Regions from separate parts of the Homo sapiens genome. Here region 2 is linked to region 1. Evidence: read pairs that join two places in POLR2A ChIA-PET (ENCODE). Cell type or tissue: MCF 10A. All regions are shown on one strand. Each heading gives the region's core, and the rest is flanking DNA. Links, peaks and the distances in the headings are about the cores only. Region 1 has its middle 32 kb from the start of ABHD17C. Region 2 has its middle 21 kb from the start of ARNT2-AS1.

Region 1 (12,562 bases), core at 2,739-10,738:
AGGTAAGAGTTTGTAAAGGTAGGGAGGCAGAGGTTACAGGCAAAGTCATAAATCAATACATGGCAACTATATATTTGTTTGACCTAGAAAGGCAGGATGTCTGGGTCAGGCAGGGCACGGGTCATAGGTGGATTCAAAGATTTTCTGATTTGTAGTTGGTTCAGGAGGCAGAGCTTTATCTAAAAATTTGGGATCCGCAGAAAAGAATGTAAATTCTGGCTTGTGGAGATGACCTCCTCCAGGCCCTTCATGAAGAAATTTAGAACAAAGAACTCTTGTCAGAATTCATTCCTCAGTTCCCCTTTATCTGAGGTGTATGTGCCAGCAGTTCCATTTGTTGGGGGTTTAAGTTTCTGAAACAACTCAGAGAGATATGGTAAGATGTTATCTTTAGTTTCTATGTGGAACCAAACATCTCGTGATTCTAATTTCCTTGGTTATAGTTTTAAGCTACTATTACTTTCTTGCTTATCAAGTTGCTCACTTACTTCTCAGGGTGAGCTAGATGCCTGGAATTTCTCTAGAAAGAACTCAAGATTTTCCTTGACTTCCATGCTTGTGAGAGGCTGTCTGGCAGGCCCCTAAGAGGCATCCTTGCTCCGTCTCATTGCCTTGTTAGCCTGGTGGTTGCAAGGACTTTAGGCTCCTGAGGTTCCATTGAACTAGCTGGGCTAGTCCAGTCCTTGGACCTTTGAACTCAAGACAATGTCTTTTTACCTTTAGCCCAGTTTCTTGGTGTCCCATTGACCTAACCAACCTTACCAAAAAGGTCTTTTCTTTAGTATGAATGCTCAACCACCCCTGACCTGCCCAAGTAACTTGAGACTGTAACTCCCAGGTGCCATCATCGGACAACTGATTCATGCCTTGTTTCTCCATCTCGAAGGTCCAGAAAACAGGAACATCTGGTATCCCAAGTATGTGAGAGATTTAGATTAAGTCAGCCTACATACAATCTGATTAAAGAGCACTGTGAAAATGTCAAATGCTATAAATATGGATAATATAGTAGTAACTGAGAAGCAGCTTGGTTAATTGAAGCCAGTCCCAAGAGCTATCCCATAATTATGGGGTGATTGTGTCTGGTATGCCCCGAAGCATGGCAAAGATCTTTTATGCAAAGAGACAAGTCAAATAATTTTGCATCCCATTAACGTCTAAGATACAACTTTAACCTAGGAAATAATGCTAAGCATTCTTAAGAGTTTGATAAGTAAAGAGAATGTCTTGACTTAGGCACCAGCTGTTTGTCTTTATGGCATGTGACCCCAGTCACCAGCTGGCAGTTCTAAAAGAGAATGGGTCCTCCATTGTACCTCAGGCTCTTGGCAAATCCATCTGAGTGTGAAATAACTAGAAAAGTTTTTCTCTGACCTGAATAGATGAGAAAAAAATATGAAAAATCAGGGATGAGGATTACACTCTCAAGGTCAACAATTCCTAAGTCAATAACCAGGACTCCAGTGTTTACAATACTGACATTACCTTTTCTTTTTTCTTTTTCTTTTTCTTTTCTTTTCTTTTTTTTTTTTCAAGACGGAGTTTCTCTCTTGTTGCCCAGACTGGAGTGCAATGGCGTGATCTCCATTCACTGCAACCTCTGCCTCCCAGGTTCAAGCGATTCTCCTCTGGGAATCCTCAGCCTCCCACATAGCTGGGATTACAGGCACCTGCCACCACACCTAATTTTTTTTTTTTTTTTTTTTTTTTTTTGTATTTTTAGCAGAGATGGGGTTTCACCAGTTGGTCAGGCTGGTCTTGAACTCCTGACCTCAGGCGATCCACCTGCCTCGGACTCCCAAATTGCTGGGATTACAGGGACATTACCTTTTCTTGAAATGTTAACAAAGGCCAGATGCGGTGGCTCACGCCTGTAATCTCAGCACTTTGTAAGGCAGAGAGGCAAGAGGATTGCTTGAGCCCAGGAGTTTGGGACCAGCCTGGGTGACATAGTGGTGTCCTGCCTTTAAAAAAATAATTAAAATTAAAAAAAAGTAGATGTCTCCATTCTTCTTTCATATCTTGATGTTAGCCACATTCCTAAATAATACCCCATAATAAGACTATTATGTTTTTAATTTGACAGATTAAACCTCCAGATCACAGATTTATTATTTTATTATTATTATTTTTTTGAGACAGAGTCTCCATCTGTCGCCCAGGCTGGAGTGCAGTGGTGCGATCTAGGCTCACTGCAAGCTCCGCCTCCCGGGTTCACGCCATTCTCCTGCCTCAGCCTCCCCAGCAGCTGGGACTACAGGCGCGAGCCACCATGCTCGACTAATTTTTTTGTATTTTTAAGCGTTAGCCAGGATGATCTCGATCTCCTGACCTTGTGATCCGCCCGCCTCGGCCTTCCAAAGTGCTGGGATTACAGGCTTGAGCCACCGCGCCCAGGGATTACAGATTTATTTATTTAAAACTTCCAGATTACAAATTTATTTTTAAAATGTTGCTGTGGAATGAGTACAGAAGGGATTGATGTAAAAATATGTGTGTACTCTGCAGTTTCCTTCTGTACCTTTTCACAGATTTGGTGTGGTTTTTTATTTGTTTGTTTTGTTTTGTTTGCTTTTTGAGACAGGGTCTCACTCCATCATCCAGGCTGGAGCATAGTGGTGCAATCTTGGCTCACTGCAGTCTCAACCTCTCGGACTCAAGTGATCCCCCCACCTCAGCCTCCTGAGTAGCTGGGACTACAGGCACACACACCACACCCAGCTAATTTTTTGTATTTTTGTAGAGACAGGGCCTTGCTCTGTTGCCCAGGCTGGTCTCAAACTCTTGGGCTCAAGCAATCGGCTTGCCTCGCCCTCTCAAAGTGCTGGGATTACAGGTGTGAGCCACCACACCCGGCCTTTCACACATTTATGTCTAGATGAATGATTTCATTCTTGGGCCTCTCCCTGGATAATCTCAACTTCTAAATCTTGAATACCTACCCACCTCTTTTCCCACGTCTTCAGTCTGTAATTCCACCTGCCTCCTAGGCATCTCCACTCCAATGAGCTGCAGGCCCCTTCTACTTATTATGGCTGAAATGGAGCTCAGCTCAAACCCCCACCTCATCTACCGGAGCCCTCCTCCCATGCTCCCAGCTCAGCGAATGGCACTCCCCAGAAAGCCAGAGCTAGATATGTTGGTGTTATCTTTGATTCCTTCTTTTTTTTCACCCTCTATTTCCAGTTGGTCTGGGTCTTGCTAATTTTAATCCTGACTATAATTGAATCCATCCCTACCTTAATCCAAGCTACAATTCTTTTTTATTTTTATTTATTTATTTATTTTTTTGAGATAGGGTTTCACTCTGTTGCCCAGGCTGGAGAGCAGTGGTGTGATCGTGGCTCACTGAAGCTTGAACATCCTGGGCTCAGGTGATACTCCCACCCCAGCCTCCTGAGTAGCTGGGACTACAAGGAAGCACCACCACGGCTGGCTAATTTTTTGTATTTTTAGTAGAGATGGGGTTTTCATGTTGTCCAGGCTGGTCTTGAACTCCTGGACTCAAGCAATCTGCCTGCCTCACCCTCCCAGAGTGCTGGGATTACAGGCGAGAGCCGCCTGCCCAGCCTCAAGCCACAATTCTTTCGTGCATAGATTGCTGTCTTAGCTTCTAGGCTCTGCCTCAATTCTTGTTCCCCATAAAATGTGTTCATGTCCCGTTCCTGCTTCAGATCCTTTAATGACATGCCCTTGACATTAAGATAAGGTCTAAATTCCATTATGTGGCCCCTGCATCCTTTCTTGTCTCTCTAACTTTATCTCTAGCCATTTCCCACCTCATCAGAACCTTCTCTCAGTCCCTTAAACAGGCCATACTCTCTTCCCTTACCCCCCATTAGACTCCACAAGGACAGGAAGGATAGTTGCCTTGATTATCATCACATTCCTAGGGCCCAATGCAGCATCTGGCCCTTGACATATGGCCATGGTCTGTGAGTCTTTGGTGCATTGCAGTTTCCCTTCTAACTGGTCATTATAAAAAATGTACTTTTATTTTGTAAAAATAAAATAAAATAAAACAGCATCTTGCTTTGTTGCCCAGGCTAAAGTGCAGTGGCGTGATCGTAGCTCACTGCAGCCTCAGACTTCTGGGCTCGAGCGATCTTCCTCCCTCAGCCTCTCAAGTAGCTGCGACTACAGGAGCTCGTCACTATGCCCTGCTGTGTGTGTGTGTGTGTGTGTGTGTGTGTGTGTGTGTGAGAGAGAGATGGGGTCTTGTTATGTTGCCCAGGCTAGTCTTGAACTCCTGGCCTCTTCATGATATCCTCCCACCATGGCCTCCCAAAGCACTGGGATTACAGGCATGAGCCACCTCTCCTGGCTTAAAGATGTATTTGTAAGGTTTTGTTTTGTTTTTGTTTTTGCCACAGGGTCTCACTCTGTCACCCAGACTGGAGTACAGTGGTGCAATCTTGGTTCACTGCAGCCTCAACTTCCCAGGCTCAAGTGATACTCCCATCTCAGCCCCCTGAGTAGGTGGGGCTACAGGTGCCCACCACCATGCCTGCCTCAGCCTCCCAAAGTGCTGGGATTACAGGCATGAGCCACCTTGCCTGACTTATAGAAGTATTTTAATTCCCATATTCCTCTCTTGAATTCCTATCAGACGAAGTAACCTTATCCTCCTAAGACTGTTTGTACTATACTATATTATATCTCACGTCCACATTATTACCAGTGAAATACACGTTATTATGTAGGCAGTGGAGGTTGCACATATCATTTACAAAATAAGGCTCTTCCTGTAGAAGTCACACCTGTCTTCCATAGCAACTGGTTTCACAAGTCTATCTAGGTGTTTGTCTCCTCCTCTAATTTCAATCTAAAGCCCTTCTGATCTGGACGCCCTATCTCCAGGACACGAATATTAATCTTGACCCTCTTGAGGGACATTCCTTCCCTAGTCATGTGTCAGTTTGCTGTTTCACAGAATGTTGATGTTTCGTGTTGTTGAAGTGTTCCAATATTTGGAGACCCCGATCGTCAGAAATTTCTTCTTTATGTCTAACAAATTGCTCCTGCTTTAATTTTGAAATGGGCACTCCAGGAAGGGAGAGTTCCACACATCTCCCTGATCCCCAGCTCCCACCCCCCACCCCCCATAATCTTACAGTGAAGAATAGAGATCCATGAAGCCCATTCCTTCTTTCATGGCACCCTGCCCTGGAGTCTGATTCTCCCATGTTTACAGAACAACACCAATCATGGGTGACTTGGACACTCCATTTTATGTTTTTATTTTTATTTTTCACAAATTTGTGTATCATACTCATGCAGGGTCCATGCTAATCTTCTCTGTATCATTCCAATTTTTGTATATGTGCTGCTGAAGTGAGCACTATTTTATTCTTTTTAAATCTAATGAGATAAGGTTTATTTTGTTTCCTCGTGTAATTTCAAAAGAATTACTAGTTTATCAAATTTTAAGCAACATATTGTTAGGAAAATAATGTGAAAAGTGTCTTTCTCTTTGCCACATCAAATAAGAAGAAGGGATAGATTTTTTAAAAATCAATAACTTCTGAAAACTTACAGAGGAAAGTCTGAACAAATTCACTTTAGATGACGAAGTCTTTGAAGAATGAGGGGACTGCTCTCAAGATGACAGTGTGAAGAACATGATATAAATGGATGAAATGGAATTCCAGAGAGGTTCCTTTTCTGTGATCCTTCACTATTCTTACCTTGCCAATCTGTAGCCCTGAATAAACACAAGCAGGCCAGGTGCAGTGGCTCACTCCTGTAATCCCTCCCAGCACTTAGGAATGAGGAAGTGGGAGGATCGCTTGAGCCCAGGAGTTCGAGACCAGTGTGAACAACATGTAAAACCCATGTCTCTATAAAACATATTAATGAAAAAAATTAGCTGGCCATGGTGGCGTACACCTGTGGTCCCAGCTACTTGGAAGGCTGAGATGGGAGGAGGATCACCTGAGCCTAGGAGGTTGACACTGAAGTGAGCCGTGATTATACCACTGCACTTCAGCCTGGGTGACAGAGCAACACCCTATCTCAAAATAAATAAAAACACAAACACCTGTCTCCTTTGTTCTTCATCATGGGCTGCTGTGCTTGGCTGTGGAAATTGGTATCTCATTGCACAACATCAGCCGTGCCTTCAATATTGCTCACGAGTCTTCTTACTCATGAGACTTCCTTGTTGATGTCCTGTTCCCAATCAGACCACACCTGTTATCATACACAATTCTGGAGCCACATATACAGAGAGATTGAGACAAGCTGAAGCATGTGCAGAAGCTTAGAAATTCAACCTGTGCCTTGTGAGCAGTTCTTGAAAGAATGTTTGATGTTTAGTTTGAAGAACAGGAGAGCTGATTTCTGAAGTCCAATAGTCATTCAGGAGGTTCCAAGAACTAGAACTTGGACTAATTGGCAAGAATTGCAGAGAGAAGGATTCAAGGGTCAGTACAAGGAGGGACCTTACAAAAGTTCTCCAAAAATAGAATGGGCTCCCTCAGGAGAGAGTTCCCTTCACTGGAGCTGATTATGTCAAAGTCTAATCTGTCACAGGTGGCTGAACTAGAATGCTGGGATCCCTTGTAACCAAGAGGGCCCATTATTCTGTGTTGTAGCTTTCAAATTTATTTTTTAAATGTTTTTTTGTTGCATTATGTACAAGAGATACATCATGATGATTAAAATTGGGCTTTTGCCAGGGAGGAGGATAAGAAGGCAAAAAAAAAAAAAAAAAAGGATAATTACTGCATGGCATTAGAAGTGCCATACTAAAAGGTCGTCTAAGAGCACAAAAGAGGAAGTGACTACTGAAGAAGTCAGAGGCTTTTCATGAAGGAGGTGAGTTTTAAGCCCAATCTTGTAGAATTGAGCCAATGTGTCCATAATCAAGAAGGAGCAAGTACAGTCATTTTGGAAAATAATGTGGAGGTTCCTCAAAAAACCAAAAATAGAATTACCATATGACTCAGCAACTCTGTTTCTGGGTATATATCCAAAGGAATTGGAATTGGAACATCTAAGACATCTGCACACCTCTGTTTATTTCAGCATTATTCACAACAGCCAAGATAGGAAGCAACCTAACTGTTTAGCAGTGGATGAATGAATAAAGAAAATGTGGTATATACACACGCAATGGAATACTATATACAACCTTTAAAAAACAAGGAATGTCTGTCATTTGAGACAACACAAATGGAATCAGAGGACATCATGTTAAGTGAAATGAGCCTGGCACAGAAAAACAAATAATGTATCATCTCACTTATATGTGGAATCTAAAAAAGTTCAATCACATGCAAATGGAGAGTAGAAAGAAGGGTGGGTACCAGAGGCTTCACAGAGAAGGAGGGATAGAGAAAGGGGAGTTGTTAGTCAAAGGGTACAAACTTTCATTTAGACTACAGATAAGAAATAACATAGTGATCTACTGAATTGCATGGTGACTATAGTTAATAACAACATATATTTCAGGACCAGGCACGGTAGCTCATACCTGTAATCCCAGCACTTTGAGAGGCCAATGTGGGTGGATTGCTTGAGCTCAGGAGTTCAAGACCAGCCTGGACAGCATGGTGAAACTCCACCTCTGCCAAATATACCACAAATTAGCCAGGCATGGTGGCACATGACTTTGGTCCCAGCTACTTGGGAGGCTGAGGTGAGAGGATCACTTGAGCCTGGGAGACCAAGGCTGCAGTGAGCTGAGATCGTACCACTGCACTCCAGTCTGGGTCTCAGAGTGAGACCTCATGTCAAAAAACAAAAAAAAAAAAGTCAAATAAAATAAAAAAAATATTAAAAAAGAAATAATAATGTATATTTCAAAACTGCTAAAAGTATAGATGTTTAATATTCTCACCACAAAAAAGTGATAAGTTGGTAAAGTGATTGATATGTTAATGAGCTAGATTAATCTCTACAATGCATACATTGGAGATCAAAGCATTACATTGTACTCCACAAAAATACACAATTACTTGTTAATTATAACTAATAAATTAGTAGAAGGAAGAGCCATAAGCAAAAGTACAGGAGAATTAGATGTGCATGTTGTGTGTAGCCTAATGAATATAAATGGCTTTAAATGACACTGCACCTTTGCTTTCCAACAAAAGTTAAACTTTCATTTCCCCTGATTCAATCAGCAGACTTTTACTGAGCACTTATACTGTATACGATATTGGGAGGTGAGAAGCTTTAAAGCTTTAAAAGTAATCTAAGACCCGATTTTTAACAACCTTATAAGAGCTTAAGCTCATGATGCCTTATGTTTGTTATGAGACCACAAGAAATTCTTGAAGACTTGAAGCCCAGGGATGAAAAGATTAAATAGGTGTTGTAGAAAGTTGTGATGTCTTGTATGAGGTGGTGCGGACTTCAGAGCCCTTGAGGTTAGGAGACTTCTGACCTGGTGTAGCGAAGCTGGAAATAGGGAGGAAGGGATGGAGTCAATAATTATTTCAGAAGTAGATATGACAAAACTGAAATATGGGAATGGTGAGGAAGCAGGATCAGTTGAACATGACTCAGAAATTTCTGGTTAGAGTACTGAGTGGAAGATGAAAACATTGCAGGAACACGAGATGATGAAGAGTCTGATTTTAAATGTGTCAATTTAGAGGTGCCCAGGGACATCCAGTTGGGACAATCTGATGATTCTCAGAAATATGGGCCTAGAGCCCAGGAGAGAGAAATGGAGGCTGATAATAACAAGGTGGAGTCACTGTAAATCAATCATCTCTGCCCTGGATGCCTTCCCTCCTTTCCTCTGGAAATAGAGCCTCCTTTATTCCAGGAACAGCTCCTCTATCCTACCTCACAGTCCCCACCATGAGGCTCTCTTTGGAACTGCCAAGTTCCTCCATCACCACATTCCCTGGCCACTGTTGCCTGATCCAGAGGCAGGTGTCTGACTCAAGAGAAGCTAAGTATGATTGCTTCATGGGGATGTTTTTAAAATTTAAACATCCAGCATGTACAAAAGTCTACAGAATAGCATAATGTTCAGTGTGTTGTCCTGGGTCTTAAAAAAACAAACAAACAGAATAGCATAACAGACTCCCATCTGTGTAATACCCAGCTTCAACAATGATTCATTGACCTATCTTGGTTCAGCCATACATCCATCTTTTTCCTCCGTCGTCATATTATTTTGAAGCAGTTACCAAAAATCTGGGATTTCACTCTCTGGTATTGGAAGGTGTAGGATGTAAATAGACAGGAGTGGTTTGCAGCCATGCTTCTCTCATGTTGAAAAAGCCAGTCTAAAGGAAGAAAAGATGAAACTGACATAAAGAAAAAAATAGGAAGAAAGAGTTCTGGAAGCTTTTGAGTCTGTGGTTCCCAATGTTCCAGAGTCCTCTCCACAGTTTGATTGTTCACATCTGTAGATTCTCTGAGCCCAAAATCTTCCTTCCAGCTTTAACTAGGTTGAGTAGGATATCAGTCCCTTACTACCAGGCATTCTGACTAATACATATCAGTATTCACCTAATGATTGAAGCCATCCTGGGAGGTCGTTCTCTCTTGTAAAAACAGCTTCCCTCCCCTCTGAATGTCCAAATCCTTTAACACAAAGGTCACCTCCTTCATGGCAATTTCCCTAATCCTAGTAGCAGGAAGTGGCCTCTCCTATTCCTGAATCACAGGGCACCTTATCTACACACCCTCATGGTGTGCCCTGTGTTCTCTTATTTTACAGCCATTTGGGTGCATGTGCTAGCTTTTTGCTACAAACTGTAAGCCTCTTGAAAACATACAAAAAGACTTGAAGTGGTTTTTTTTTTTATTTCTCATCTCACCTCTCAACATCATATACAGTATAAGTTCTTGGTAAAAGTCTGCTGATTGAATGAGGGGGAAAAAGTTGAACTTTTGTTGTTAAATAAAGGTGCATTTAAAGGTTGAGAGAAATGCATGGAAAGAGATTCAGGGCAATTTCCCTAGTCTTCTTACATCAATTCTGTGCAATAGAAAGGGAGTGTATAATAATCATTCAGAAATACAGTCATAATAAAACCAAGAAAGCAGCACCCTAATTATATAATATTAATTTAATGAAAACATAATGGCTACCAATATGAAACCATGGTTACTGCCTTTTTCAATAAACTCCATAATGAAAATGTACTGGACTATATTTTATTTCACCTAAAAGGAGTATGCTATGCTTTAGAGTTCTCAAGCTTTATCATGCACTGGAATCATCTGGAAGATCCTGTTAAAAGGTAGGTTCTGATTCAGTAGGTCTGGGGTGGGTTTGAGAAGATGGCTTTCTGACAAGGCGAGCTCCCCAGTGATGCTGATACTATGAGTCCATGGGCCACACTTTGAGGAACAAGAATGTATACCAGTGATTCCCAAAAGTGGCTGCCCAGTGACGCCATCACGGAGCTTCAGAAACTAATGACGCCTGTGTCCCACCCCAGATCTTGTGATTTAATTCATCTAGGGTGTGGCTAGACTTTGGAAATTTTAAAGATCTCCAAGTGATTTGAATATACAGACAAGTTTGGGAATTACTGCTCTGTTCATTACAGAATTAGACTCTGAATGGCCAGATCTGGGTTCCACCTCTGCTACTTTCAGACTGGCTGGGTTATCTTGGGAAAATCAGTTCATATCTCTGATCTTCAGTTTCTGATCTCCAACAGGGAGGTCATAAATCCATTGATCACATTTTCAAGAAACAAACTAGAGAAGGTGTAGGGGGATTTTTGTAGCCTCTAAAGTTCTGCGTGGATATGAAGAATTACTGGGAATGAGTCTGGATCAGAACTCTCCAATATGATAGCCGCTAGCCACATTCAACTATTAAGCTCTTGAAAGGTGGCTAGGATAAAATGTGGAAAATATTTAAGCCAGGCGTGGTGGCTCATGTCTGTAGTCCCAGCTACTCAGGAGGCTAAGATGGGAGGTTCTCTTGAGTCCAGGAATTCAAGGCTACAGTGAGCAATGACTGCCCCACAGCACGCCAGCCTGGGAGGCAGAGCAAGACTCCTGTCTCTAAAAAAATTTAAAAATAAAGGGGAAAAAAGAAAACATTTTAGATATCTTGGATTAAATATATTAAAATTGGCCAGGCACGGTGGCTCACACCTGTAATCGCAGCACTTTGGGAGGCCAAGGCGGGTAGATCGCCTGAGGTCAGGAGTTTGAGACCAGCCTGGCCAACATGGTAAAGCCCCATCTTTACTAAAAATACAAAAATTAGTAGGACACGGTGGCACGCACCTGTAGTCCCAGCTACAAGGGAGGCTGAGGCTGGGTAATCCCTTGAACTTGGGAGGTGGAGGTTGCAGTGAGCCAAGATTGCACCACTGCACTCCAGCCTGGGTGACAGAGTAAGACTCCTTCCCCAAAAAAAAAAAAAAAAATTAAAATTGACTTCACCTCTTTCCCTCTCCCTATTTATTTACTTAGTTTTTTTCAATCCTGCTCCTTCTGTAAGTTTTTGTTTGTTTGTTTGTTTGTTTAAGAGACAGGGCCTTGCTCTGTCACCCAGGCTGGAGTGCAGTGGTGTGATATTGGCTCACTGCAGCCTCAATTTCCTGGGCTTAAGCGATACCCTACCCTAGCCTTCTGAGTAGCTGGGACTACAGACACATGCCTGAACACCTGGCTGCCTGGCTTCCACCTGTTTGTTTGTTTGTTTGTTTGTTTGTTTGTTTTTGCAATGTGGCTATTAGCAAATGTAAACTTATATATGTGGCTCACCTTGTGTTTCTATTCAACAGTGCTGGCCTAGACTTTTTAAAGAAATGGCAGATGGCAAAAAAATTAACTTTACATTCCCAACTGCTAACACAGGAATTCTAAGTTCCTCCTAAATCCAATACAAATAAATGTTGAAAAGAATATCCTAGATGAATGAGCTATTTCAATGTGCTGTCAGTCATTAAACGGAAACATTCTTAGGATCAGGGTGGGATACACATAATATTACATACCTGGAGGTAGAGCTCAAAGGAAAGGTACACTCTATTTACAAAGGAGAAAAGAGATGGGCCATCACTGAAAACAGATGTTGTATGGAAAAAAAAAATACTAGTTTTGAGGCGGGGGGGAACAGCAAAAAAAGAGCAATCAGGAACTAATGTCTCCACCTCTCATTTTCTTGCCCATGTGCCTCCCGAGCCTTATCACAGTCCCACAAGAGAGACTGAATTCCAATGGCTGGGACTTCTTGGCCAGAGCCCAGAGCAGTAGAGAATTCTGATCTAGATTCGGGATGTGATACAACCAGCCTTGCCACTTGCAGCATGTGATTGCTTGTATTAGTGCATTTTCATGCTGCTGATAAAGACATACCCAAGACTAGGGCAATTTTACAAAAGAAAGAGGTTTAATGGACTCACAGTTCCACATGGCTGGGGAGGCCTCACAATCATGGCAGAAGGTGAAAGGCATGTCTCACATGGTGGCAGACAAGAGAAGAGAATGAGAGCCAAGTGAAAGGGGTTTCCCCTTATAAAACCATCAGATCTCATGAGACTTATTCACTACCATAAGAGCAGTATGAGGGAAACTGCCCCCATGATTCAATGATCTCCCACTGGGTCCCTCCTACAACACATGG
Region 2 (12,562 bases), core at 2,374-10,373, 57 kb after region 1:
ACTGTCAGCTCTCTGCCCACTGCTGTGACCTCTTGACCTCCACCTGCAGGCTCAGCTCGGTTCCTGCCGCCATCAGGTCATCTTGCTGCTTGTTCTGCCCAAGAAGCCTGTTTCTAAAACCTAGGCATTACCTTGTGATCTAGGGCGGCAATCAAGGTCGTAACTGCTTCATGATGTCTGGGTCCTCGTCTGAATAACCTTCAGGGGACTAGTCCCCACATAAAGGGCCCCTGGCTCCTGCCTCTGCCTTGCCACTGGACTTGTACTTGTTGGGTCCCCAGTGACTCCTAAGCTCCAAAGCCACTGGACATTTTCAGGCTGGAAATTACTTTTCAGCCATGTCATCTTGTCATTTGACATTGTTGATGCTACTCCCATGATACATGTCTGTGAAAACAATTATGGTTTCCTTTTGGCTTTCTTGAGTGTTGAAAGTGAGTTCATATCACCTTGGCCAGAGGATACAAAGGAAAGAAAGAGGAAGTTGGAAGAGTGCTTTTTATTTATTTATTTGTTTATTTATTTATTTTTGATAGAGTCTCGCTCTGTTGCCCAGGCTAGAGTGCAATTTCTTGGCTTCTTTGATTTCTTTGATTGCACCAAAGTAAATTTCTTGGCTGTGTAAGGTGTTAAAAAGGAGGTGAAGGAGAGAGAAGGATGAACAGAACTTCTCTGTACATTTCCTTGCAACCTCCTGTAAAACTATAATTATTTCAAAAGAAAATGGTTTCTTTAAAAAACTAAGGCTTCAGTACAGTGTAAATGCAGTTTATTTATAAATTACAAAATGCTCTTCCTGCCGAGTATGGTGGCTCATGCCTATAATCCCAGCACTTTGGGAGGCCAAGACAGGCAGATCACCTGAGGTCAGGAGTTCAAGACCAGCCTGCCCAATATGGCAAAGCCCTATCTGTATTAAAAATACAAAATTTAGCCAGATGTGGTGGCAGGTGCCTGTAATCCCAGCTACTTGGGAGGCTGAGGCAGGAGAATCGCTTGAACCCGGGAGGCAGAGGCTGCAGTGAGCTAAGATCGTGCCACTGCACTCCAGCCTGGGTGACAGAGTGAGAGTCTGTTTAAAAAAAAAAAAAAAAATCCAACAAAATCAAAGTTGCATTTGGAAATTAAGACTTACAAATTAAGTTGAATTTGGAAATTAAGGACCCTCTTGTTCTTGTGTTTTTTTGTGAGACATCACCAGTACATACAGGCCGGGGAGGTGCATGCAGTAGAACCTTCAACTGGCAAATCCAGCATTGCCTTTTGATTGATTTCCTCACCTTCAATCAATCTACAAACACGCATTAATCAGCCGGGTGCAGTGGCTCATGCCTGTAATCCCACCACTTTGGAAGGCCAAGGTGGGCAGATCACTTGAGGCCAGGAGTTCGAGACCAGTCTGGCCAACATGGTGAAACCCCATCTCTACCAAAAATATAAAAATTAGCTGGGGTGTGGTGTCACCCGCCTGTAATCCCAGCTACTTTGGAGACTGAGGCAGGAGAATCTCTTGAACTTGGGAGGTGGAGGTTGCAGTGAGCCGAGATTATGCCACTGCACTCCAGCCTGGGCAACAGAATGAGACCCTGTCACAAAAAAACAAAGCAAAACAAAACAAAAAAAAACATGCATTAATCAATTTTTCACCCAGGAAGTTTGTCTATTCTAGGGCATTTCTAGATCACAATCTTGTCCTCTTAACAAATAGATTCCAGGCAGAAGTAAGAATGCAATATATTTTAATGCAAAACTAAAGCAAAAAAAAAAAAAAAAATGGAACAACCTCCCTAATCTTCATCACTGAACCTATTAGCCTTAAGCTGTGTGGATTCATATTTTTGAGAACATTGGATCTTTCTTTGTTTCTTTCACATAGGCCTTGTTCTTTTCTCTGCCTGAGGATTGCTGAACAAGAGTGGCAGTGTTGGTTTTAGTGATTTATGACTACTGCTTATATCCTGCCAGATTTCTTCATTGCCCCATTTCCTTAATTAAGTCATAATTCCTGCCTTTGCTTTGTCTCTTTTCCTTTTGCTTCCACAAACAACAGACCTGGGGGCAGCCTTTTTGGAAACTATCTTCCCTCCCACCTCCCATTTCGCAGTGAATCATATTCTAATCACAGAGATCAGTGCAGCTGGCCCTCAGCATCCTGAAAGCCTCCCTCTCCACTTGAGGTCCTGATTGCTTCCCCCATCTAGGGCGAGGCGTCCCCCTGAGCCTGCAATGAGGAGGGTTGAGGACACCTGTCCCGAGCCTTCCATGAGTCTTGAATCTTCTAAACCTGTGCAGTGGTGGGGTGGGGGTGGTGGCAGATGAGAGTGCCTGAAAGGAGGTTCCTAGAGAATAGCCCTGAACCTCCCACTTCATTATTGTCCTTTGGAGGTTTAAATATCATGGGCCAAGTTTTCCTTAAGCCATTCCCTCTCTGGCATTGGGGATGACCAGCTGTTTGTTGTCTCTCCCAGGTCGGCTGATTTTGCTTCCCGTCCATGTATTGTTCTAGCTCATGCAACTGTCATCTCTGCTCATCCAAAAGCTTAATCGGGAATTGGCACGTACTTTTCCTTGGCTCCCACTTCTTTAGCAAGGATGCATGTAACTGCTTCTTGCACTCCTGGATATTTGGTTTGGGCCTCCTCACTTCTGAGACAGAGCACCTGGATTCCTGTCCATCTCTGTGGAAGACTTGGCAGCTGGAACCCTCCCTCACCCCTTGTCTGTGAAGTTGGTTGAATGATGTCTGCCCTCCACCCAAATATGTCCAAGTTCTAACCCCTGGTATGTGTGAATGTGACCTTATTTAGAAAGAGAGCTTTTGCAAATGTAATTAACATCTCAATTACATTGAGCTGCAGACCAAGGCATGCTCAGGCTTGCTGGCAGCCTCCAGGTGCCAGGAAGAGGCATGGAGCCTTCAGAAGGAACCAACCTTGCCAAGATCTCGATTTCAAGCTTTTGATCTTCAGAACTGTGAGATAATTTTTGTTCTATGAAGTCACACACTTTGTAGCAATTTGTTGTGGCAGCCTGAGGAAATGAAGATGCAGGTGTATTAGGGTTCTCTAGAGGGACAGGACTGATAGGTTAGATGTATATATAAAGGGAGTTTATTAAGGAGTATTGACTCACACAATCACAAGGTGAGGTCCCACATAGGCCACCTGCAAGCTGAGGAGCAAGGAAGCCAGACTGAGTCCCCAAACCTCAAAAGTAGGGAAGCCGACAGGGTACCCTTCAGTCTGTGGCCAAAGGCCTGAGAGCCCCTGGCAAACCACTGGTATAAGTCCAAGAGTCCAAAAGCTGAAGAACTTGGAGCCCGATGTTCAAGGGCAGGAAACATCCAGCACGGGAGAAACATGGAGGCCAGAAGACTAAACCAGTCTAGTCCTTCCACATTCTTCTGCCTGCTTTTATTCTGGCTGTGCTGGCAGCTGATTTGATGGTGCCCACCGGGATTGAGGGTGGGTCTGCCTTTCCCAGTCCACTGACTCAAATGTTAATCTCCTTTGGCAACAACCTCACAGAGACACCCAGGAACAATACTTTGCCTTCTTCAATCTGATCAAGTTGACACTTGATATTAACCATCACACCAGGCTTTTTCTGAAATGGTCTCCTGACTGGGGGCACCAGCAGCAGGCTAAGCATTGGAGGTTGCACTCTTGGGGTGGCGCTCCAGGGTCTCTGCCCAGATTTCCCCTTCTCTGCTGAAGGAACCAGCTTTGAGTTTCAGCCACTCCCTCCTTCTCAGGGTTCTTATAGGTCTGATGAGGCTGCTGGGAGTCTTATGTTGGTTTTCCTCAGGGGAGAAGCAATGTTGCTCTCTTCAGAAAGTTCAGCCTCAAAGACTCAGGATTCCTTTTAATGGGTAAATCACTAGGGTGGATTCACCTTCGGTTTATGGTGTGGACTTGAGCAGAGTACATGCACTTGACTTGGCCAGGCTTTTCTGGGTCAGCGTGGAAGGGTCATTCACCACAGGCCTGGTGAGTGGAATTTGATAGAGAGGGCTCCTCAGCTTCTCACAGGATCTTTGTGAGTCTGATTTCTGGCCGTGCTTCTGCAGAAAGTCCAGGCTGAGAGGAGCTTTTCTCTCTTGCTGAGGCTTCTGGGAAACAAAATAAAATTCTTCAGAACATCTGGATCTCCTTTCCTCCTCTGAGAAGGTGGTCTCCGTTATCACTGAAATCCCCTTCAGACTTTTGTGGTCTTATAAAATCCTATCAGCTTCCTCCTCTCCAGGGCTGTGCCTTCCCAGGCAACAAATATTGGCATCCAGGGTAGGGTCACCAAATGTCCTAGTTTTCCTGGGACTGAAGCATTTCCTGGAATGTGCTACATTCACTGCCAAAACTGGGAAAGTCTAAGTATTAATAAATAGGGATGGGTTGCTCTCTCTAGTCCTTGAAAAAATTGATCTTTGAGGACAAAGTACTGTTCACATCTATAGTATGAAACATTACTAAAATATTATTTTGATTGAAAAGTGAAACTTAATTTCTTTGTATCTATAACATTGTTTTTTGTTTTTGTTTTGTTTTGTTTGTTTGTTTGTTTGAGAAGGAGTCTTGCTTTGTCACCCAGGCTGGAATGCAGTGGCATGATCTCGGCTTACTGCAACATCCACCTCCTGGGTTCAAGTGATTCTCCTGCCTCAGACTCCTGAGTAGCTGGGATTACAGGTGTGCGCCACCACATCCCACTAATTTTTGTATTTCTAGTAAAGGAGGGGTTTTGCTATGTTGGCCAGGATGGTCTGGAGTGCCCGACCTCAGGTGATCTGCCCGCCTCGGCCTCCCACAGTGCTGGGATTACAGGCATGAGCCACTGCACCCAGCCTCTATCTATAGCTTTTAAAAGCACATATGTTTTTTGTTTTTTTTTGTAAGAGAGTAATTTACATAGCAGCATTTACAAGTTCTTACTATCTATGCAGCTGCAGTTTAGTGGTTATTACAATAGTCCTGCCTGAGGCTGAGTTCTTCCGAGGTGGAATCTGAGAAAAATTGGGTAAAAGTGATTTATTTAAGGAATTCCCAGGAAAAACTGGGAGGGATGTGGAAATTCCATCTGCCACCACCTCCATCCCACAAAATTGCACAGAACATGCAATACACAAGGAGGCTCAGCTGTCACCAAACCCCAGGGAAGGCTCAGGGAGACATCTCACTCCAGGAATTGAGATTGAAAAGAAAGAAGACTAAGCAAGGCAAATAAAGTTTCTGCAGAGGGTAAATGTATCTCAATCCCACTGGGATGCTGTAGAGAAAATATGTTACAACTTAGAGATGCCCCCATCTAGGAGCAAGGAAGCTGGCATATTGATGCCCCTGCACCCAGGAGTCATTGGTAATAAGCTATTCTCTGTGGGATGTAAAATCCTAGGAACCCCTGGCTCTGCATGCTTTGGCAAAGTAGGATCCAACAGCTTAAGGACAGTCTTTCAAAAAAGGGATATGGATCCTTGTGCCTGAGCATGAAAGCAGAGGGCAGGTGTGGATGAAAATAGGCAGAGGGTCCCATGGCCTGCTGGCAGCACCATATGTCTCTCCAGCAGACGAGTAGAGTCCCGGGGACCTCTGTGGCCTGCTCAGCAAGGCTATGCTCTCTCAACCTTCCCTGTGTCCCTAACCTCCTCATTAATGTCCAAGGAGGCCCAGGTCCCTTGGATCCTGGATCTGTGGCATCTACAGAATCCTTGGGCACAAGACGCAGTGAGAACCTGCATTTCCATCTTGGCCCCGGCCACGAAGCCTGATCACCTGCCTCTCTTCCATTTTTTCTTTATCTACAGGCCATCTGCCTGAGACATGCCATGTTCCCATCAGATGACCCCAGGCATCATGCAGGGTCCACTCGGGTGACAGGAATCCGTACTTTACTCATTGCTTTTCAATTCTTCCCATCTGTCATTCATTAGGAATCCTTTTAGAACCCAAGGATTCAGGTTAGATGAGATGCCACCTCTCTCTGACTACTCCTGCCAGCCTGTCCCCTTGAAGCCTGCCAATTTTTGTCACAATGAGATGCCAACTGTGTCTCCATTCCAGCTCTCTGCTTCCTTACCATAGACTTGAAGCAAACCAGGAATGAAAATACAAGTTTGCACGCTCATAGCCAGCACAGAGTGGGGGTTCTGAGACCTATCTGAAAACTTTTCTAAAGCTGCAACCAGTCACTGTGAATTCATTATAGATAAAGACAATTGAGGAATGATGGTGCGACCCAGAGTAGGACGAATTCTTTGGAATTTATTGAACATTAATTGAGTGTCATGCACTGTACAGGGCATAAACCGATGAAGGAAAAACCTGAAGTAGCCTTCACTGAACACGTCCTCAGCATCGCACCCTGAATCATTTCTCTCTTCTTCTGTCCTGTCTCCAGGGGAGCCAGCCCATCTCTTTGTGCTAGCACCCGGGCTTGGACAAAACTCTTTCCCACCCCAATGTGACGACTAGGAAGAGAGCCTGCTGTTCTTGAATTAACACTTCATTCTGACTGCTGATAGTGAGCCTAGGATGACTCCAAGCTCCCCGGCATCTTCTTAACATCTGGGGTCCTGGTTCCTCATGGAGTTGGTAACTAGTTGGCCCTGTGTGCCCTTCCACAGGGAGCTCTCAAAACCATGCCTTTCCTAGGAGTAGGTGGGGTATGAGGGATCACGAGGGTTTCCAGGAACCCCATGTAACATCATCCCTGACATGGCTCTATTCCATGGGCCCAACGTAAACTCATTGTGGCTGCAATGAAAACATAGCTTCCACTTAAAGGAGTGGGGATTCTGCGAAAAAAACGAGTAGGCACACCTGCACTCAATGAGCCTTGTGAATGAGAAATGCTCACACTCTGATAAATCACTGTGATGAAATGTTTTCTGGCCTCATCAGCCCCAGGCCACATTTCTTTATTCTTGGCATATATGTTTGACTCTGGGTAAAATGTGTGGAAAGAATTAGTAATTTATAATTAGGAGGTTGTGGCTGTAGAACTAGAGGCAAGCTACATTCCAGGCATTTTAATCTGGTGTCCTGCTGAGAGGCTATAGCTATTTCATGACTTATAGGGGTCTCGGGCTTGGATTTGGGGGTCTGTTAAGTGATTTCTGCAAAAGCTGAGCCAACAAGCTGTGCGCCCAGTGGGTAGACTCCATCTTTGATGGGCCCCAACTGGGACCTCTTGCTTAAGTCATGCTAATCACAAACGCATGAGATACTCAGCCCTTCCTGGACTCCCCCTTCCCTCTTTTGTGTTGGTGCAGAATAGGTGACCTCTACCAAAATCCTTAGTACATTCCAGAACATCATATTGCTTGCCTCTCCCCTCAGGATGAGGCAGTCCTCATGAGTGGGACCTGGGTCGTCCCTGTGTAGCCTCAACCCCAGCACTGTTCATGGAGCAGGTGGTGGGGGCCACGCAAATGCTTACTGAGAGAACATGCTTAAAGGATTTACAGGAGAAAGAAGCTCATGATTGTCAGGCATCAACATGGTAACGGGGGGATAAGCTTATTTTTCTCAGTGGAAAAATAAGTTCTCTCTGGGAGTGGAGGCTGAGAGGGGAGTAAAGTCTAGGTGGTATCATGAGAATGAGTGCTGGTTCTTCCAGCGGCTTTGTTCCACTCCCTGAATTCTGAGCAGACACAGTGCTTCCCTCACCCCTGCTCTTGACCCCTCTCACCTCTCCTTACTCACTTGTCCCAATCATCAATAAGAGTGAATTGGGGCCAAGTGTGGTGGCTCGTACTTGTAATCACAGTACTTTAGGAGGCCAAGGCAGGAGGATCACCTGAGCCCAGGAGGTCGAGGCTGCGGTGAGCTGTGATTGTGCTACTGCAATCTAGCCTGGGCAACAGAGGGAGACCATGGCTCCAAAACAAAAAAGATGCCAGGCACAGTGGCTTATGCCTGCAATCCCAGCACTTTGGGAGGCTAGGCGGGTGGATCTCCTAAGGTCAGGAGTTCAAGACCAGCCTGGCCACCATGATGAACCCACATCTCTACTAAACAAATATAAAAATTAGCTGAGCGTGGTGGTGAACACCTGTAATCCCAGCTACTCAGGAGGCTGAGGCAGGAGAATTGCTTGAACCCGGGAGGAGGAGGTTGCAGTAAGCTGAGATCGCACCACTGCACTCCAGCCTGGGCAGCAGAGTGAGACTCTGTCAGAAAAAGAAAAAGAGCGAATTGGAATACAGTATTATTGTTCTTCATACTTTTCTATACCCTTCACTTTAAAAACAATGAATGTATATCATCAGAAAAATCAGAAAAATAATTATATTGTTCCATCTATGTAAAGGGTATATTTTTGTTAGCTGTTTATTTTGAGGATTGAAAGAGGGACTACAGGTAAAGCACCAGCCTAGGTCATGGCAGGTCCTTTGGCCTTCATTCAGTACTTCTTCTCCTCATCGTGCCCTGCAGTCCACTCAGCTTCCCATCTGCCACAGGTGTGTCCAGCTAGAGTGCATTCTACCATTGCACACAGGTGTCCTTCTCTTTCCCACTCCTTGGCATCAAAATTCCATAGTGGTTCAAGATTTCAAGTTACTGTGGGTGATCATTTATTCTCTTCTTATTCTGGCAGGCAATTTGCTTTAGATTACTTTTAATGATTTTATAAGTAATATATATTCTTTGTAGAACAAGTCATATTAAAAGTTACAAGGATGGAAGGGAACTTCACCTCAGATCCCATTAGGTTGAGACCATCATGAGGGGATTTTCATCCATCTGTTATACATATAAAGGCATATGCCTTTTTTTCTTGGAGAAATACACAAGATAAATGAATAAATGCATATGTAAATAATTTCACGTAAATGCAATGTTATTATACGTAACACATTTATTTTAAGTTTTGCTTACTTTCTCTGCTTCTACAATCCCTCCAAATACAGCTTATTAATGTGAATATGGTATTTTATACATTTTTTTTTTCTGAGACAAGGTGTCATTCTGTCACCTAGACTCTAGAGTGCTGTGGCATGATTATGGCTTATTGCAGCCTCAAACTCCAGGGCTCAAGTGATCCTCCTACCTCAACCTCCTGAGTAGCTAAGATTACTAGGTATGTGCCACCACACCTGGCTAATTAATTTTTTTTTTTTTTGTAGAGACAGGGTCTTGCAATGTTGCCCAGGCTGAATACTTTATACATTTTCTACATGTACATATGTATGTATATATACAACCATGTACTCACACATGAACCTAACTAATGTGCTTTTGGTCATGTTTGCTTTATCAACATAGATTAATTTCATTTATAATTTTCTGATTATTTATTTTATTTATTAATATATTGAAATAATGCTATCTGATAGTTCATGAAGTAGGTATTCTCCAATGTATTCATCCATTCTTCTATCAGTGAGCTTTGCCTTAATTTACAGTTTTCCACCCCTACAAAATAAGGTGGCAATAAATATTTCTATAAATATATCTGTATTCAACATTCTTATTTCGCTAAGACAGATTATTAGAGATGGGATAGTTGAGTCAAAGATACAGTTTTATTTAATAGATATTGTCACGTCACTCTCAAAATGAATTGCAAAAATTTCTATTTTTACCAAAAATAACTAAGACAATCCTTTCACATTCATTCCCACTTTTGCCAGTCCATTGGGGTGAAAAATGTCATGCCATTGTTACTTTAATTTGCATTTCTTTGACTAGTTGTGAGATTTAAGTGTCTGCTTTCTGAGTTCTGTTTAATTATTAAATATTTCCATTATACATCATTTTGAGAAAAGTATTATAGAATTTTACGTGCTCATTACCGAAATGAAACAGCTGTTTAACATTTTGCCATAATTGCCTCAGCTACTTTTCTGTTCCTTTTTAGTCAATACCTCTTTTTTTTTCTCTTTCTTAATCTGTTTTAAGGAATTGAATCATACAAGTCATTCTATGTCTTTCTTCTAAGGATAAACATTATCCAGAATTGTTTTTAGCATCAATGAGGTTATTTTTCTTTTCTTTCTTTGACCAATTATCTATTTATTTACAAAATATGTTAATATGTTGAGTTATAAAAATATGCACAGCAGTTAAATTCAATGTTATATTTTTAGAATTTTTGCATCTGCAACAAGGTATTTAAGTGCTGCGATATATTCCTTTGTGTACCTAAATCACAATTTATTCATTTCTCTACTAAAGGATAGATTATTTTCTTCCACTTTTTCACTCTTACACACAGAGCAATAAATATCTTTTTATCTGTCTTCTTGTGTATATGTGAGACGTTTTGTAGAACAGACAGTTGGAATTAGAATCACTGTCATGGGTTTGTACATCTTTGACATTCCAATATGCTGTTGGAAAAATGGTACTGATAAATGTCATCTTTTTCAGAGCAAGTATGCTATTTTCCACTAGCTAGGAAATAGAATTCCTGTCTCCCCATATCCTCAGTAACAATCATGTTATCAGACGTAGTAAATCTGAGCGACATAAGCATTTATTTTGTTTTAATTTTGCCTTTCCCTTAATTACAATGAAGTTCAGCGTCTTCTAATAGATTTAATGCCATCTGATTTTCTATGAACTCACAACTCAAATTCTTTGACCATTTTTCTATTGAGTTCTATTTTTTTAAATTGACTTTTAGGAATCTTTCATTTATTCTGAATACTACATTTTTGGGTATACAAATTGCAAATATTTTCTACCAGTTAATGGACTGTTACATTTTTTGAGGCTGATTTTTTAAATTGAGTTAAACTTTATCAATATTTTACTTCATTGTTTGTTGTCTTTGTGCCGGGTTTAAGAAATCCTTCCAAGACTTGATTTTTAAAATATATTCTCCTAGATTTTTTCTAAATGTTTTACATATATTGCCTTTAGCCTTGCGATGTTTTCATCTGTGTAGAGTTTATTTTTTCTATAGGGTGTGAGATGAGAGTATGAAGATTTCTTTTCCTACATTCTTTCCTCGAGCACCATCTATTGGAAGTCTAGCTGGTCCCTGTGATTTGTAATGCTGACTCTTCCAAGCTTCTTTCTGAATGTCTGTGGATTTCTAGGTTCTTTGTTGTGTTCTGTGATCTACTTTTCCATCTCCATGCTAACCTTACACTTTTTTTTTTTTTTTAGAGAAAGGGGGTCTCACTCTGTCACTCAGTCAGGAGTGCAGTGGTGTGATCATAGCTCACTGTAGCCTCGAACTCCTGGGCTCAAGCCATTCATCTCTTTTTTGTAGGGATGGGGCCTCACCATGATGTTGGTTTTGAACTCCTGGGCTCAAGGGATCCTTACCTCTCAGCTTCCCAAAGTGCTGGGATTAGAGGTGTGAGCCACCATGCCTGGCCCAACCCCACACTTCTAATGATAAAGCTTCCCACTGTCCGGTGGGATAAAGGCTGGCTCTTTTTTCTCCTTTTCTTCCTCTTTCTCCCTCTTTCTTTTCTTTTTTAGATCTTATTCAACAAAATTTACTGCCTATCATTTTTTCTTCCATAGGAAATTTGAAATCAACTTGACAAATTCCACAAGAAACTGCTGTGATTATTTTTACATCAACTTTATTTAGAGACAACCTATGCACAACAGAATTTAATGTACCCATCTTAAATGAAGGGTTTGATGAGTTTTGTGATTTGTATACACCTTTGTGACCATCACACAAGAAAGATATAGAACCTTTTCATCATCTCACAAACTTCCCTTGTGCCTCCTCCCACTTACTCCTCCGGCCAGCAACCAACGATCTGCTTTCTGATTGGATAAGTCTTATCTAGAGTTTCATATAAGTGCAATCATTGTGTATGTTTGTGCCTGGCATTTTTTGCTCTGCATAATGTTTTCGAGCTCTGTTTATGCTGTTGATTGTATCTGTGCTTTGTTCCTTTTTATTGCTGGGTAGTATTCCACTGTGTGGTGGTACCACAATTTGTTTATCCACTCACCTACTGATGGACATTTAGGTTGTTTTTCCCTCATGGCTATTACATATGAAACTGCAATGAATATTCCTATTCAAGTCTTTGTTTGGAAATATGTTTTTATTTCTCCTGGGCAAATAGCTAGGTATGAAAAAGCTAGGTCATAAGATGAGTGGATGATTAACTTCCTAAGAAACTGTTACTCAAAGTGGCTGTACCATTTTGCCTTTATGAGGGTTCTAGTTGCTCCATATCCTGGGCAACACTTGCTATCATCAGTCTTTTTACATTTTAGCCAAATATTAGAGTCACTGTATATTTTATTTTCCATTTCCTTGATGACTAATGATGGTAATCAGTTTTTTCCACATGCTTATTTGCCATCTGTATATTTTCTGTGGTGACGTGCCTGTTCAGATTTTTTGCCTGTTTTGTACTGAGTCATTTGTTTTATTCCATTGTAAGAGTTCTTCACATATTCTAGGTACTAGTCCTTTGTCAGATACATGACTTGTGAATGTTTTCTCCCATCAGTGGCTTATCTTTTCATGCTCTTAGCAGTGTCTTTTGAAAAGCAAATGCCTTTAATATTTATGTAGTCTAATTTGTCAATTTATTCTTTGATGGATCATGCTTTTGGTGTAGTATCTAAGAAGTCTATAT

What was found. ChIA-PET counts read pairs that join two places held together with the same protein. Peaks named below come from ENCODE experiments on the same cell type or tissue, not always from the same donor. Only the 100,000 strongest peaks of a DNase experiment are listed, where the experiment ranks them.
Region 2: POLR2A ChIA-PET joins it to region 1 with 10 read pairs; 4 of 35 experiments call an interaction of 5 or more read pairs at or near these places.

Annotation. Positions count from the first base shown.
Region 1 is chr15:80,656,552-80,669,113 of GRCh38, reverse strand. It overlaps the pseudogene RNU6-380P. Among named protein-coding and RNA genes, the nearest start is that of ABHD17C, 32 kb to the left of the region's middle. In MCF 10A, for the core only: a CTCF peak has its summit at 8,820; DNase peaks (open chromatin) are centred at 6,163 and 8,823.
Region 2 is chr15:80,599,222-80,611,783 of GRCh38, reverse strand. No RefSeq gene overlaps it. Among named protein-coding and RNA genes, the nearest start is that of ARNT2-AS1, 21 kb to the right of the region's middle. In MCF 10A, for the core only: no CTCF peak of the experiment used is centred there; DNase peaks (open chromatin) are centred at 2,913 and 6,853.